Linked DNA regions of Homo sapiens: region 2 is linked to region 1. Evidence: read pairs that join two places in POLR2A ChIA-PET (ENCODE). Cell type or tissue: GM12878. All regions are shown on one strand. Each heading gives the region's core, and the rest is flanking DNA. Links, peaks and the distances in the headings are about the cores only. Region 1 has its middle 19 kb from the start of SPN. Region 2 overlaps C16orf54 (chromosome 16 open reading frame 54).

The links. ChIA-PET counts read pairs that join two places held together with the same protein. Peaks named below come from ENCODE experiments on the same cell type or tissue, not always from the same donor. Only the 100,000 strongest peaks of a DNase experiment are listed, where the experiment ranks them.
Region 2: POLR2A ChIA-PET joins it to region 1 with 5 read pairs; 6 of 35 experiments call an interaction of 5 or more read pairs at or near these places.

What each region holds. Positions count from the first base shown.
Region 1 is chr16:29,640,189-29,648,326 of GRCh38, forward strand. No RefSeq gene overlaps it. Among named protein-coding and RNA genes, the nearest start is that of SPN, 19 kb to the right of the region's middle. RefSeq lists enhancers at 3,137-3,256, 3,377-3,436, 4,393-4,662, 5,560-5,854. In GM12878, for the core only: no CTCF peak of the experiment used is centred there; DNase peaks (open chromatin) are centred at 4,323, 5,259 and 5,683; H3K4me3 peaks cover 363 bases; H3K27ac peaks cover 2,500 bases.
Region 2 is chr16:29,737,112-29,742,747 of GRCh38, forward strand. C16orf54 (chromosome 16 open reading frame 54) reads right to left here. Exons shown (of 2, transcript NM_175900.4): 2 at 5,352-5,636. Among named protein-coding and RNA genes, the nearest start is that of C16orf54, 6.1 kb to the right of the region's middle. RefSeq lists enhancers at 1,311-1,410, 1,701-1,750. In GM12878, for the core only: no CTCF peak of the experiment used is centred there; a DNase peak (open chromatin) is centred at 1,610; H3K27ac peaks cover 524 bases.

The sequences.
Region 1 (8,138 bases), core at 3,258-5,757:
AGTGGGCCAAGATTGCTTCATTGCACTCCATCCTGGCAACAGAGCGAGACTCTGTCTCAAAAAAAAAGGAAATCTTCCTGCCTCAGCTCCTGAGTAGCTGGGATTACAGATGTAAGCTACCACATCTGGCTCCAATTTAAGTATCCACATGTGGCTAGTTGTTATCTATTGGAACACGCAGTTCTGGAGGCTTTAATATAGGGACTCCTTATGGAGAAATGGATATGGTTAAAGGAGGCTACAAGGAATGCTGAAGCCCTAAGAGACTAGCAACTATTGGAGCCTGTTACTGCTTCTAGGACTGATGGGGTAACAGGCAGAAACTGTGTTACCGAAACTCATTAAAACCTGGGGATGTAGAAGGGGCCACCTGACAGGTGCTGCAGATGTGGGTGGGGAGATGAAGCCACTGCCAGAGATGTGAGGCACAGCAGGAAGGGAGCAGAATAGAAATGTCCTGACTGTCCTCCCCCTTGGAGCTCCAGCCAGTCCTCCCTTTAGCTAAACTCAAGTGAAATCCAGGCCGGGTGCGGTGGCTCACCCCTGTAATCCCAGCACTTTGGGAGGTCCAGGCGGGAGTTCGAGACCAGCCTGGCCAACATGGCAAAACCCTGTCTCTATTTAAAAATACAAAAAAATTAGTTGGGCGTGGTGGAGGGCACCTGTAATCCCAGCTATTTGAGAGGCTGAGACAGAAGAATTGCTTGAACCGGGGAGGCGGAGGTTGCAGCGAGCCAAGATCCTGCCACTGCACTCCAGCCTGGGCAACAGATCGTGACTCCATCTCAAAACAAAACAAAACAAAACAAAAAACAGAGGGTGGGGGAGCCTCCAGGGCAGAGGGTAGGGCTGAGAATAGGTCTGGGAGTGAGGGTAGATGATGACCAGCCCAGAGCCACAAACCCCAAAACATCACCTCTGAACCCCAGGGCTCTGAGGAACCCTGTCTGAAACCACTTCCTAGGTGGGACACATCCAACTGAACGGAAACAGAACTGAACAGATACGAGGGTGGGGGGACCCCTGGAGGTCCCTTCTGAGGGATCTTTGCTTAGTTCTGTTCTGTTCCTTTCTTTTTTCTTTTCTTCTTTCCTTTTCCTTTCCTTTTCTTTCTTTCTCTTTCTCTCTCTCTTCCTTTCCTCTTTCCTTTTTTTTTTTTTTTTTTAACCGAGTCTCGCTCTGTCACCCAGGCTGGAGAGTACAGTGGCATGATCTCGGCTCACTGCAACCTCCGCCTACCGGGTTCAAATGATTCTCCTGCCTCAGCCTCCCAAGTAGCTGGGATTACGGGTGCCTGCCACCAAGTCCAGCTAATTTTTGTATTTTTAGTAGAGACAGGATTTTGCCAAGTTGGCAAGGCTGGTCTCGAACTCCTGACCTCAGGTGATCTGCTCACCTTGGCCTCCCAAAGTGCTGGGATTATAGGCATGAGCCACCTCGCCTGGCCTTTACTGAGTTCTTAAAGGCTGAGACAGGAAAAGAAAAATAGTAAACTCTGTGCGTAATTTCACTATTTTCTTGTTTAACTTTATGACTGTCCTGGAGAGGGCAGCATCATTACCTTTAATTTAGAGCTGGGACAGGGACAGTCTGTGACACTTATCTTGATATTGAGGAATGGAGTCAGTCCTCCAATGGAGGGAGGCCGATTGAGGTGTGATACTGAGTGCCCCATCAGTTGTTCAAGGGCTGGGGCAGATCTAATATTGTGTCTGTACTGGCTGATACTTAGGTGGCCAGGGCCCCAGCTTTGGAAACCTGTGATGGCTGCTACCACCTCTGGCTTTGCTAGGCGCACACATCTGCCCAGACTCAATGTATTGCAAACCCATGCAACCTCCAGGCCCACACTGAGAATCAAGAATTGTGGACTCTTGATTCTCCAAATCTTCTCAAAAGCCCAGCTGCTGGCTGGGTACAGTGGCTCACATCTGTAATCCCAGCACTTTGGGAGGACGAGGCGGGCGGATCACTTGAGGTTAGGAGTTCAAGATCAGCATGGCCAATGTGGTGAAACCCCATGTCTACTAAAAATACAAAAATTACCTGGGCATGGTGGCAGGCACCTGTAGTTCCAGCTACTTGGGAGGCTGAGGCAGGAGAATCGCTTGAACCCGGGAGACGGAGGTTGCAGTGAGCCGAGATCGTACCACTGCACTCCAGCCTTGGTGACAGGGCGAGACTCTCTCTCAAGGCTTGAGGGCTGAGTGAACACTCCTTAACTATTTCCAGTTATAGCCACGGGTCGACTTAGATCAACAGAAGTCTGTATGGATTACTCTAATAGAGTGCAAAAAGATCTGAACTAGGACCTCATTGTGAATTCGGATCCTACCCCTTACCAGCTGTGTGACCGTGGGCAAGACACAGAATCTCTGAGCTGTCACTGCCCTCTCTGTAAGTGAAGTGGCACCCACTTCTTATGTCTGTGTTGGTCCTCTTCTCCTAATTGACACTCACTCGTTTTTCGTTGTTTTTTTTTTGAGACGGAGTGTCGCTCTGTCGCCCAGACTGGAGTGCAGTGGCACGATCTTGGCTCACTGCAAGCTCCGCCTCCTGGGTTCATGCAATTCTCCTGCCTCAGCCTCCTGAGTAGCTGGGACTACAGGCGCTCGCCACCACGCCTGGCTAATTTTTCGTATTTTTAGTAGAGACGGGGTTTCACCGTGTTAGCCAGGATGGTCTCGATCTCCCGACCTCGTGATCTGCCCGCCTCAGCCTCCCAAAGTGCTGGGATTACAGGCGTGAGCCATGGCGCCTGGCCACTCTTTTTTTTTTTTTTTTTTTTAACTTTGAGATAGAATCTTGTTCTGTCACCCAGGTTGAAGTGCAGTGGCATAATCCTATCTCACTCCAAACTCAAACTCCTGGGTTACAGCAATCCTCCCACTTCAGCCTCCCAAGTAGCTGGGACCACAGGCACATGCCCCCCTGCCTGGCTAATTTTTAAAATTTTAAGTAGAGATAGGGTCTCACCGTGTTGCCTAGGCTGGTCTCAAACTCCTGGGCTCAAGTGATCCTCCCACCTTGGCCTCCAAAAGTGTTAGGGTTACAGGCATGAGCCATGGTGCCTGGTGACACTCACTCTTGAGTTGAGCTCACACAGACCCCTGGCTTTAAATATCATCCAAATGTTGATGTCCCCCAAGTTTTCATCTTCACTGCAGACCTCTTCTGTGAGCTTCAGAACTGCTCACTTGAAACTTCCCCTTGGGTGTCTGACAGGCAACACAAACTTAACATGTCCCAACATGAACTTTTTTTTTTTGAGACAGAATCTTGCTCTGTTGCCCAGGCTGGAGTGCAGTGGCCTGATCTTGGCTCACTGCAAACTCCGCCTCCCAGGTTCAAGTGATTCTCCTGCCTCAGCCTCCCGAGTAGCTGAGATTACAGGCACGTGCCACCACACCCGGCAAATTTTTTGTATTTTTAGTACAGACAGGGTTTCACCCTGTTGGCCAAGCTGGTTTCAAACTCCTGAGCTCAAGCGATCTGCCTGCCTCTGCCTCCCAAAGTGGTAGGATTACAAGTGTGAGCCACCGTGCCCGGGCCCAAAATGAACTCTTTATCTTCTCCCCCATACCTGCTCCTCCTGCAGCCTTCCCATATCAGAATACAACAATTCTATTCTTACAGTTGGTGTGGCCGAAAACCTTGGTGTTGTCCTCAATCCTCTCTCACACATCCCCAAATCCAATCTGTCAAGAAACCCTGGTGATCACTTGAGCCCAGGAGTTTGAGACCAACCTGGGCAGCATAGCAAGACCCTGTCTCTACAAAAAATACAAAAATCAGCGGCAGGGCGCAGTGGCTTACGCCTGTAATCCCAGCACTTTGGGAGGCTGAGGCAGGCAGATCACAAGGTCAAGAGATCAAGACAATCCTGGCCAACATGGTGAAACCCCGTCTCTACTAAAAATACAAAAATTAGCTGGGCATGGTGGCACGTGCCTGTAGTCTCAGCTACTTGGGAGGCTGAAGCAGGAGAATTGCTTGAACCAGGGAGGCAGAGGTTGCAGTGAGCCAAGATCGTGCCACTACCCTCCAGCCTGGTGACAGAGCAAGACTCTGTATCAAAAAAAAAAAAAAAAAAAAAAAAAAAAGCTGGGCATGATGGCACACACCTGTGGTCCCAGCCACTCAGGAGGCTAAGGTGGGAGGGTCGCTTCAGCCCAGAAGTTGGAGGCCGCAGTGAGCCATAATTGCACCAGTGTACTCCAGTCTGGGCCACAGAATAAAACTCTGTCTCTAGAAAACAGAACAAAACAAAGTTGAAGCTCTCTAAACTCTCCACACTGACTCAGAGTGAAAGTGCTAATAATGACCTAAAGCCGTGCCCTATGGCCCCCTTTCCTCTTGACTTCGCTTTTCATGCACTCTGCTCCAGCCATACTGGCCTCCTTGGGCTTCCCAGAACACGCGAAGCAGGACCCAGGTTAGGGCCTTTGAACTGGCTTTGTTTGTCCGTGGGATTCCCCATGAACATCTCATGGCTGCTCCCTCTCTTCCCTCAAGTCTCCCCTCAGATGTCCCCTTCTCAGAGACATCAGCCTGTAGAAAGGAGCACTTCCTTCCCCCACTTTCCTGCGTGATGTTTCTCCATGATGCCTGCTTCCTACATATGTAGAGTCTGTCTCACTCCGGAGAAGGCTACCTCCAAGAGGACAGGTGACTGGCCCTTGATTTCATTAATTGTCACAATCCTATGCCGGACACATGGTTGGTGTTCAACAAATATTTGCGGAATTAAAGAACAAATTAATAATGTTGTGAGATAAATACTCTGTGCCCATTTTTCTTTACTTTTTAATATATTTTTTAAATCTAGAGAGACAGGGTCTCCCTATGGTCCCCAGGATGGCCTCAAAACTCCTCCTGCCTTGGCCTCCTTGGCTGGGATTACTGGACTACTACTGTGCCACCATGCCTGGCTCTTCTTTTCCTTTTACTATGCCCATTTTAAAGGTGAGGAAAACTGAGACTCAGAAATGTTCCCAAGGGCACACAGTGAGTGGTGGCTGCCTTCAGGTTGGTCTGACTCCAGTGCCCAAGCCTTTCTCAGGAGTGGTGTGTTGCCCATCAGCCATTATATCCATGACATCAACTGGCATAAGATATGTTCTTATATGAAAATTAATTTTAGAAGTGAGTGTCACGAAATATTGACCTTCTCTAAGGAACTAGTTCTTATAGTCAAAAAGGAGGAACTTATGTAAATTTTCCCTTTCAGGGCCAGCCCCAGGAAGTTCAGAGCCTAATGTGGTGTTCATTCTATTAATTTTTTCTTACCCTGGGACTTTTTTCTTTCTTTCATTTATGTTAACCTAATCACCAGCTGCTTCCTGTTCCTTAGGAAATAGCTAAGTCGTACATGACACTTTTGGGGTTCCAGTGTGCCCGGCATGGGTTTTCTTTCATTGGGCAGGCACTAGGTGGGCTTTTCAGCCTGAAGACGCATGTTTCTCATCAGAGTGAGAATGATCTCTGATCATTCTCCTTCTTCCATTTCTTGGGTTCTCTCTTCCTGGCACTCCTATTGGTTAGCTTTTGGGCCTCTTGGATTGCCTGGCTGTGTCTCTGTGGCAAAGACTACTCATTATCCAAAATCCAATGAGCCCTTCTTCCCCAAGAACATGGTGGAACTGCATGTCCCAGCCTCCCTTGCAGTAGGCATGGTCATGTGACTAAGTTTCCACCAATAGAATGTGAGGAGGTGATGTATGTGACTTCTGGTCTTTGGCCTTAGGAAGTAGGCCAGCTTCATACTCTCCATTCCTGCTGGCTGGAGATCCCCACAACAGATTCAAACGTGCAGGTGACAAACGGTGCCCTACCGATGGCAGAAAAGTGATGAGGAAGGGCCCTTGGTCCCTGAGCAATGAGAGAAGCAGAGCTGCCTCCCTAACTACCACCATTTCACTTGAACATGTCTCTTCTTTTGTTTATTTATTTATTTGTTTTTTGCAGACACGTCTCTTCTTTTTTTTTTTTGAGATAGAGTCTCACTCTGTCCCAGGCTGGAGTGCTGTGGCACAATCTCGGCTCACTGCAACCTCTGCCTTCTGGGTTCAAGTGATTCTCCTGCTTCAGCCTCCCAAGTAGCTGGGATTACAGGCATGCGCCACCATGCCTGGCTAATTTTTGTATTTTTAGTAGAGACGGGGTTGGCCAGGATGGTCTCACACTACTGACCTCATGATCCACCCACCTTGGCCTCCCAAAGTGCTGGGATTACAGGTGTGAGCAACTGCGCCCGGCCGACACGTCTCTTCTTTAAGCCGCCACTTATTGGATCTCTATGTTAGAGCGGCAGTCTCATATATTTTCTCTCATATTTTCTTCTCCACCCCTACACCTTCTGGGAGTTCTATTTTCTGGGATAATTAATTAATTAATCAATTTTTGAGATGGGGTCTCACTCTGTCCCAGGCTGGAGTGCAGTGGAGCGATCTTGGCTCACTGCAACCTCTGCCTCCTGGGTTCAAGCTATTCTCCTGCCTCAGCTTCCTGTCTCAAACTCCTGACCTCGTGATCCACCTGCCTTGGCCTCCCAAAGTGCTGGGATTACAGGCGTGAGCCACCGCGCCCAGCTTTATTTATTTTTTAAATTTTTTATTCTTGAGACAGAGTCTCACTCTGTCACCCAGGGTGGAGTGCAGTGGCATAATCTTGGCTCATGGCAACCTCCGCCTCCCGGGTTCAAGCGATTTTCCTGCCTCAGCCTCCCAAGTAGCTGGGATTACAGACGCCTGCCACCACACCTGGCTAATTTTTGTATTTTTAGTAGATGGGGTTTTGCTACGTTGGCCAGGCTGATCTCGAACTCCTGACCTCAGGTGATCCGCCTGCCTTGGTCTCCCAAAGTGCTGGGATTACAGGCATGATCCACCACACCTGGCAGTTTTCTGGGATAATTTATTAACTTTTTATTACAACACTTCCTGTTTGTGTTTGTACAGATGAGGCCTTGCTATATTACCCAGGCTGGTCTTGAACTTCTGGCCTCAAGCCATTCTCCTTGGCCTCCCAAACTGCAGGAATTACAGGAGTGAGCTACTGTGCCCAGCTTCTTTATTCTAATGCTTTTAGTAATTCAGTATCATAGCTTTAATTTCTAAGAATTCAGTCTTTGCTCTATTTATTTATTTATTTGAGATGGAGTCTCACTCTGTCGCCCAGGCTGGAGTGCAGTGGTGTGATCTTGGCTCACTGCAACCTCCTCCTCCTGGGTTCAAGCGATCCTCCTGCCTCAGCTCCCAGAATAGCTGGGACTACAGGTGCCTGCCACCACACCCGGCTAAATTTTTTTTTGTATTTTTAGTAGAGACAGGGTTTCACCTTGTTGGTCAGGCTGGTCTCGAACTCCTGTCCTTAGGTGATCCACCTGCCTCAGCCTCCCAAAGTGCTGGGATTACAGGCGTGAGCCACTGTGCCTGGCCTCTTTCTTTTTTATAACACCCTGTTTTTATTGTAACATAGTGTAGCAATTTTTTTTTTCTTTGAGATGGAGCCTTGCTCTGTCGCCCAGCTGGAGTGCAGTAGTGGATCTCGGTTTAACTGCAACGTCCGCCTCCCGGGCTCAAATGATTCTCCTGCCTCAGCCTCCCGAGTAGCTGGGATTATAGGCACCTGCCACTGTGCCCAGCTAATTTTTGTATTTTTAGTAGAGACAGCGATTCACCATGTTGGCCAGGCTGGTTCGAACCCCTGACCCCAGGTGATCAGCCCACCTCGGCCTCCAAAATGCTGGGATTACAGGTGTGAGCCACTGCACCTGGCCAGCAATATCTTTTTTTTTTTTTTTTTTTTTTTTTTGGGGAAAGAGTCTTGCTCTGTCGCCCAGGCTGGAGTGCAGTGGCGCGATCTCGGCTCACTGCAAGCTCCGCCTCCTGGGTTCATGCCATTCTCCTGCCTCAGCCTCCCGAGTAGCTGGGACTACAGGCGCCCGCCATCACGCCTGGCTAATTTTTTTGTATTTTTAGTAGAGACGGGGTTTCACCATGTTAGCCAGAATGGACTCGATCTTCTGATCTCATGATCCACCTGCCTCTGCCTCCCAAAGTGCTGGGATTACAGGCGTGAGCCACCGTGCCTGGCCCATCTTTTTTTTTTTTTTTAATATGGGGTCTTGCTCTGTC
Region 2 (5,636 bases), core at 366-2,865, 94 kb after region 1:
ATCTGCCACCGCTGGAGATGGAGACATGGGGAACATCAGGGTATGAGATAGTAATTGGGGCCAGGCGCAGTTGGCTCACGCCTGTATCCCAGCACTTTGGGAGGCTGAGGCGGGTGGATCACTTGAACTCAGGAGTTCAAGACCAGCCTGACCAACATGGTGCAACCCCATCTCTAGTAAAAAAAAATACAAAATTAGGCTGGGCGCGGTGGCTCATGCCTGGAATCCCAGCACTTAGGGAGGATGAGGTGGACGGATCACCTGAGGTCCGGAGTTGAAGACCAGTCTGGCCAACATGGTGAAACCCCGTCTGTACTAAAAATATAAAAATTAGCCGGGCATGGTGGTGGATGCCTGTAATCTCAGCTACTTGGGAGGCAGAGGCAGGAGAATCGCTCAAACCTGGGAGGCGGAGATTGCAGTGAGCTGAGATCATGCCATTGCACTCCAGCTTGGGCGACAAAAGCGAGACTCCGTCTCAAAAAAAAAAAATAAAATAGCTGGACATGGTAGTGTGCGCTTGTAATCCCAGAGACTTGGGAGGCTGAGGCAGGAGAATTGCTTGAGCCCAGGAGGCGGAGGTTGCAGTGAACTGAGATCATGCCATTGTACTCCAGCTTGGGCAACAAGAGTGAAACTCCGTCTCAAAAAAAAAGAGATAGCAATTGGAGCCTTGGGCCTAGGTGAAATTTCCCAGAAGGAGTGCAGAGGGAGGGGAAAAGCAGCCCAGGACTGACCTTTGAGAAGGCATGCCGCCAGCAAAGAGAGTCAGAGAGCACGGCTGGGTAGCGGGGAGGGAAAGCAGGTGTGTGTAAAGCCACAGAGCCATGGGGAGAGAACATTTCCAGAAGTGTCCAGTGCTGTCTGCAGGAGGCTTGAAAGTGTCCTTTGATTAAAACAGCAGGTCATGATTTTGATGGCAGTCGTTTCTGTAGAGTGCTGGAAGCCCATGGAAGCCTGCAACCAGTTGCAGAGGGAGGGGAAGATGAGAAAGTGTAGACTGCTAGGACAGACGGCTCTTCCCAGACGTTTGGCTGTGAAGGAGGTGAGAAGTCGTGCTGTGTGTGAGGGGTAGAGAATGAGTTGTTGGAGCTGGACATGACTCACCCCTGTAATCCCTGCACTTTGGGAGGCTGAGGAGGGAGGATCACTTAAGGCTAGGAGTTTGAGACCAGCCTGGGCAACATGGTGAGACCCTATGCCTACAAAAGTCAAAATACTAGTTAGATCTGGTGGCATGTGCCTGTAACCCCAGGTACTTGGGAGGCCAAGGCAGAAAGATGGCTTGAGCCCAGGAGATTGAGGCTGCAGTGAGCCGTGACTGCACCACTGCACTCCAGCCTGGGTGACAGAGTGAGACCCTATCTCAGAAAAAAGAAAAAAAAAAAAAAAGAGTTGTTGGTTGGCTGGTTGTTTTAAGGTGGGAGAGATGTCAACTTATTTATATGGGGAAATAGCCTTTTGGGTGATAGTGTGAATGGAATAACCTGACAAGCATGTCCTCACCACTATGCATCTAGAAGCGCTGCATAAAACCAAACAAACATCCTTTAAAACATGCAGCTTAGTTGCAAAAAAGAAAGGGAAATCCCCAGGAGGCACGAAGAGGAAACTGAACACTAGAGCTGTGCAACTTGCTGGGTGGCTGTGATCTTGGCATTGAAGGGCCTAGGGCTTTACACCTACCTAGAGATTGGAGATAAGGCCTTGTCTGGGGAACTGAAAACATAAACACTAATAGAAAGCTTGTACCCTTAAGGGGTGACATCCTTGGTGAAAGAGTAAACTAGGAAAAAAATCTGCCTCCAGTTCAGGGAGCATAAAAGGACCTTGTCTGTTTCACTCTGAGATTTGGTGACAATAAATGGTCTCTTTTGAGAATTCATAACCAAAGGCTTGGCCTCACTTGGACTTGGGGTTCAAGTTTACATCATCTGCATGGTCTGGGAAGCCCAAATGTCAACAAATAATATAGTCCAGGCCAGGTGTGGTAGCTCGTGCCTATAATCCCAGCACTTTGGGAGGCTGAGGTGGGAGGATCACCTGAGGTTAGGATTTCAAGACCAGCCTGGCCAACATGGTGAAACTACGTATCTACTAAAAATACAAAAATTAGCCGGGCATGTTGGCAGGAGCCTGTAATCCTAGATACTCGGGAGGCTGAGGCAGGAGACCTCGGGAGGTGGAGGTTGCTTGACCCTGGGAGGTGGAGGTTGCAGTGAGCTGAGATCGCACCACTGCACTCCAGCCTGTGCAACAGAGCAAGACTCTGTCTCAAAATAATAATAATAATAAATAATAATAATAATAATAATAACAATGTAGTCCAGGGTTGGTAACACCCATGAAGAGCTCTTGGCAGAAGCAGATGTGAAACCTCTTTGAACCTTGGTGGGCATGTGCATTCCCACTGATAACACCCTGCTGAAGCTGAATTCACAGCTCAAAATTACAAAACATAAGAGGAAACAATCTTCATGAATGACAGTAAGCAGACACAGCATATAGCAGGATTAGCTCCAACTCCAGAACTCCAGAGAATAGCATTATTTGGCAAAGAACCATACAGCAAGTGTGGTTTAAATTTCTAAAGATATAAAAGAAGACATCAATATGAGAAAGAAATAAGATGGTGTTAAAAATGAGTGGGATTCCGGTCAATGAATGCGTCTAAAAAAAAAAGTGAGCAGGAGAGGTTTAAAGTAAAAAGAAGAAACAGTAAAATGAATGTGTCTGTTAATCTATGAACTTATTCATTCCCCATTCATTAGGCTCCTATAGTGTTTTAGACCATGTTCTGGGTCTGGAAATATAAAGATGACTCTGCAGATAGCAAGTTAGACTCTGCCTCAGGAAGATCGCATGCAGAAATCCATGTATCAATGCATCCATTTATCTATACATCCACTCATCCACACATCCATTCTCTTCACCTATCCATTCTCCCATCCATCCATCCATCCATCCATCTATTCATCCATCCATCTGTCCGTCTGTCCATCTATCCATCCATCCATTTATTCATCCATCCATCCATCCATTCATCCATCCATCTAGTCTTCCATCCATTCATTTATTTATCCATCCATCCATCCATCCATCCATCCAACCGTCTTTCATTTTACTCACTGTGGGGGAAAGAAAGAGAGATCTGACTGTTACTGTGTCTCTGTAGAAAGAAGAAGACATAAGAAACTCCATTTTGTTCTGTACTAAGAAAAATTCTGCCTTGAGATGCTGTTAATCTGTAACCCTAGTCCCAACCCTGTGCTCGCAGAAACATGTGCTGTGTTGACTCAAGGTTTAATGGATTTAGGGCTGTGCAGGATGCACCTTGTTAAAAATGTGTTTGCAGGCAATATGCCTGGTAAAAGTCATTGCCATTCTCCATTATCGAGTATCTAGGGACAGAATGCACTGCGGAAGGCTGCAGGGACCTCTGCCCAAGAAAGCCTGGGTATTGTCCAAGGTTTCTCCCCACTGAGACAGCCTGAGATATGGCCTTGTGGGAAGGGGAAGACCTGACTGTCCCCCAGCCCAACACCGTAAAGGGTCTGTGCTGAGGAGGATTAGTGAAAGAGGAAGGCCTCTTTGCCGTTGAGATAAGAGGAAGGCATCTGTGTCCTGCTCGTCCCTGGGAACGGAATGTCTCGGTGTAAGGCCCGATCATACATTCTATTTACTGAGATAGGAGAAAACTACCTTATGGCTGGAGGTGAGACATGCTGGCGGCAATACTGCTCTTTACTGCTCTGAGATGTTTGTGTAAAGTCAAACATAAATCTGACCTACGTGCACATCGAGGCACAGCACGTTTCCTTAAACTTATTTATGACACAGAGACCTTTGCTCACGTTTTCCTGCTGACCCTCTCCCTACCATTACCCTATAGTCCTGCCATATCCGCCTCACTGAGATAGTAGAGATAGTGATCAATAAATACTAAGGGAACTCAGAGACCAGTGCCCGCACAGGTCCTCCGTATGCTGAGCGCTGGTCCCCTAGGCCCACTGTTCTCTCTCTATACTTTGTCTCTGCATCTTATTTCTTTTCTCAGTCTCTTGCCCCACCTGACAAGAAATACCCACAGGTGTGGAGGGGCTGGCCCCCTTCACTCATTCTCAAATGTCACAGCTAGAAAAGTCCCAATAGAACATCTTGTTCAACTTTCAGCTGTCTTTTTGTACATGAAAAAAGCACATGAGGCCCCATAATACAAAACTCTGTTTTCTGAAGTCTCTAAGTGAATAAGGTGATGGAGGCAGATCATGAACTGGGGCCTTGTCCCTGCATTTCTTCCACACTGCAGTGCCTTTCCTGAACCCATGGCATGGAAGCATCTGACCTCTGAACACCTGCCTGTATCTTCTGTTTCTCTCAGGTCTGTTCACTCCTCGTGGGCAGAGTCCCCACAACCCAGTGCTGTCAACTGATGGTGATGATAAGGAATGTCATTACCCAGCTCATGAGTGATAGAGATGGGACAGGGCCCTGGTCTCTCCCTGGTGTCAGTTTTGTGTCCATATCTTAGCTCACCCCTACCTTTGTTCCCTACTCTGCCGCTAGAGAGACTGTGAGCTCCTTGAGGGCAGGGCCCAGGTCTTATTCCTCCCCTCCCAGTGCCCAGCTCAGAAACAGTGCTTAGGATGCTGGCCAGTGACTACACCTGGGAGAAGAGACTGGACTAGGCTCTCGGTCCCTCTGCCTGGGGTTTCTGGCTGCTCTGTCAACTTCCAACATCCCAAAAATCAGAGGGGAGGTCAAGGGATTGGATGAGAGGCTCCAAGTGCTCCTTAGCCCACTGTGCAGGGAGAAGTGAGTGTTTCCTGGCTGTGGGTGAACTTCGTGGACAGCATTAAACAACACAGCATCCCGCCCCCTGTGCGGGGCTGTCTGTCTGCCTTGGCACTTCCAGAAGGTCTCATTGTGGTGCTAGAGTATCTAACACTTTCTGACTTGCAGATCAACATTCCCTTTTCTTGTTAACAAAGAGCAGTGCCGGGCGCGGTGGCTCACACCTGTAATCCCAGCACTTTGGGAGGCTGAAGCGGGCAGATCATGAGGTCAGGAGTTCGAGACCAGCCTGGCCAGCATGGTAAAACCCTGTCTCTACTAAAAATACAAAAATTAGCCAGGCATGGTGGCAGGCGCCTGTAATCCCAGCTACTTGGGAAGCTGAGGCAGGAGAATCGCTTAAACCCAGAGGCGGAGGTTGCAGTGAGCGGAGATCGCGCCATCACACTGCAGCCTGGGCAACAGAGCGAGACTCCGTCTCAAAAACAACAACAAAAACAAAGAGCAGAGTTTTAGGTCAATGCTTCCAGCAGGGAACAGAATTTAGATCTTAACAATTTTGTTTACATTGTATTTATTTTCATGTTTTACCTTCTATTGATGGCAAATGAGACTGGTTTTCCATTTACAGAAGTGATACAAAAGATTCCTGTTGCAATAATTTCATTAAGTGAATAATGAGCCAATTTAAAGAAAAATATAAAGCAAATAATTGTACAGATGGTAAACTAATATGGCAAAATCACTAATATTCAAGGCTGAAGTTTGGCCGGGCATGGTGGCTCATGGCTGTAATCCCAACACTCTGAGAGATGGGGATGAGTGGCTCTCTCGAGCCCAGG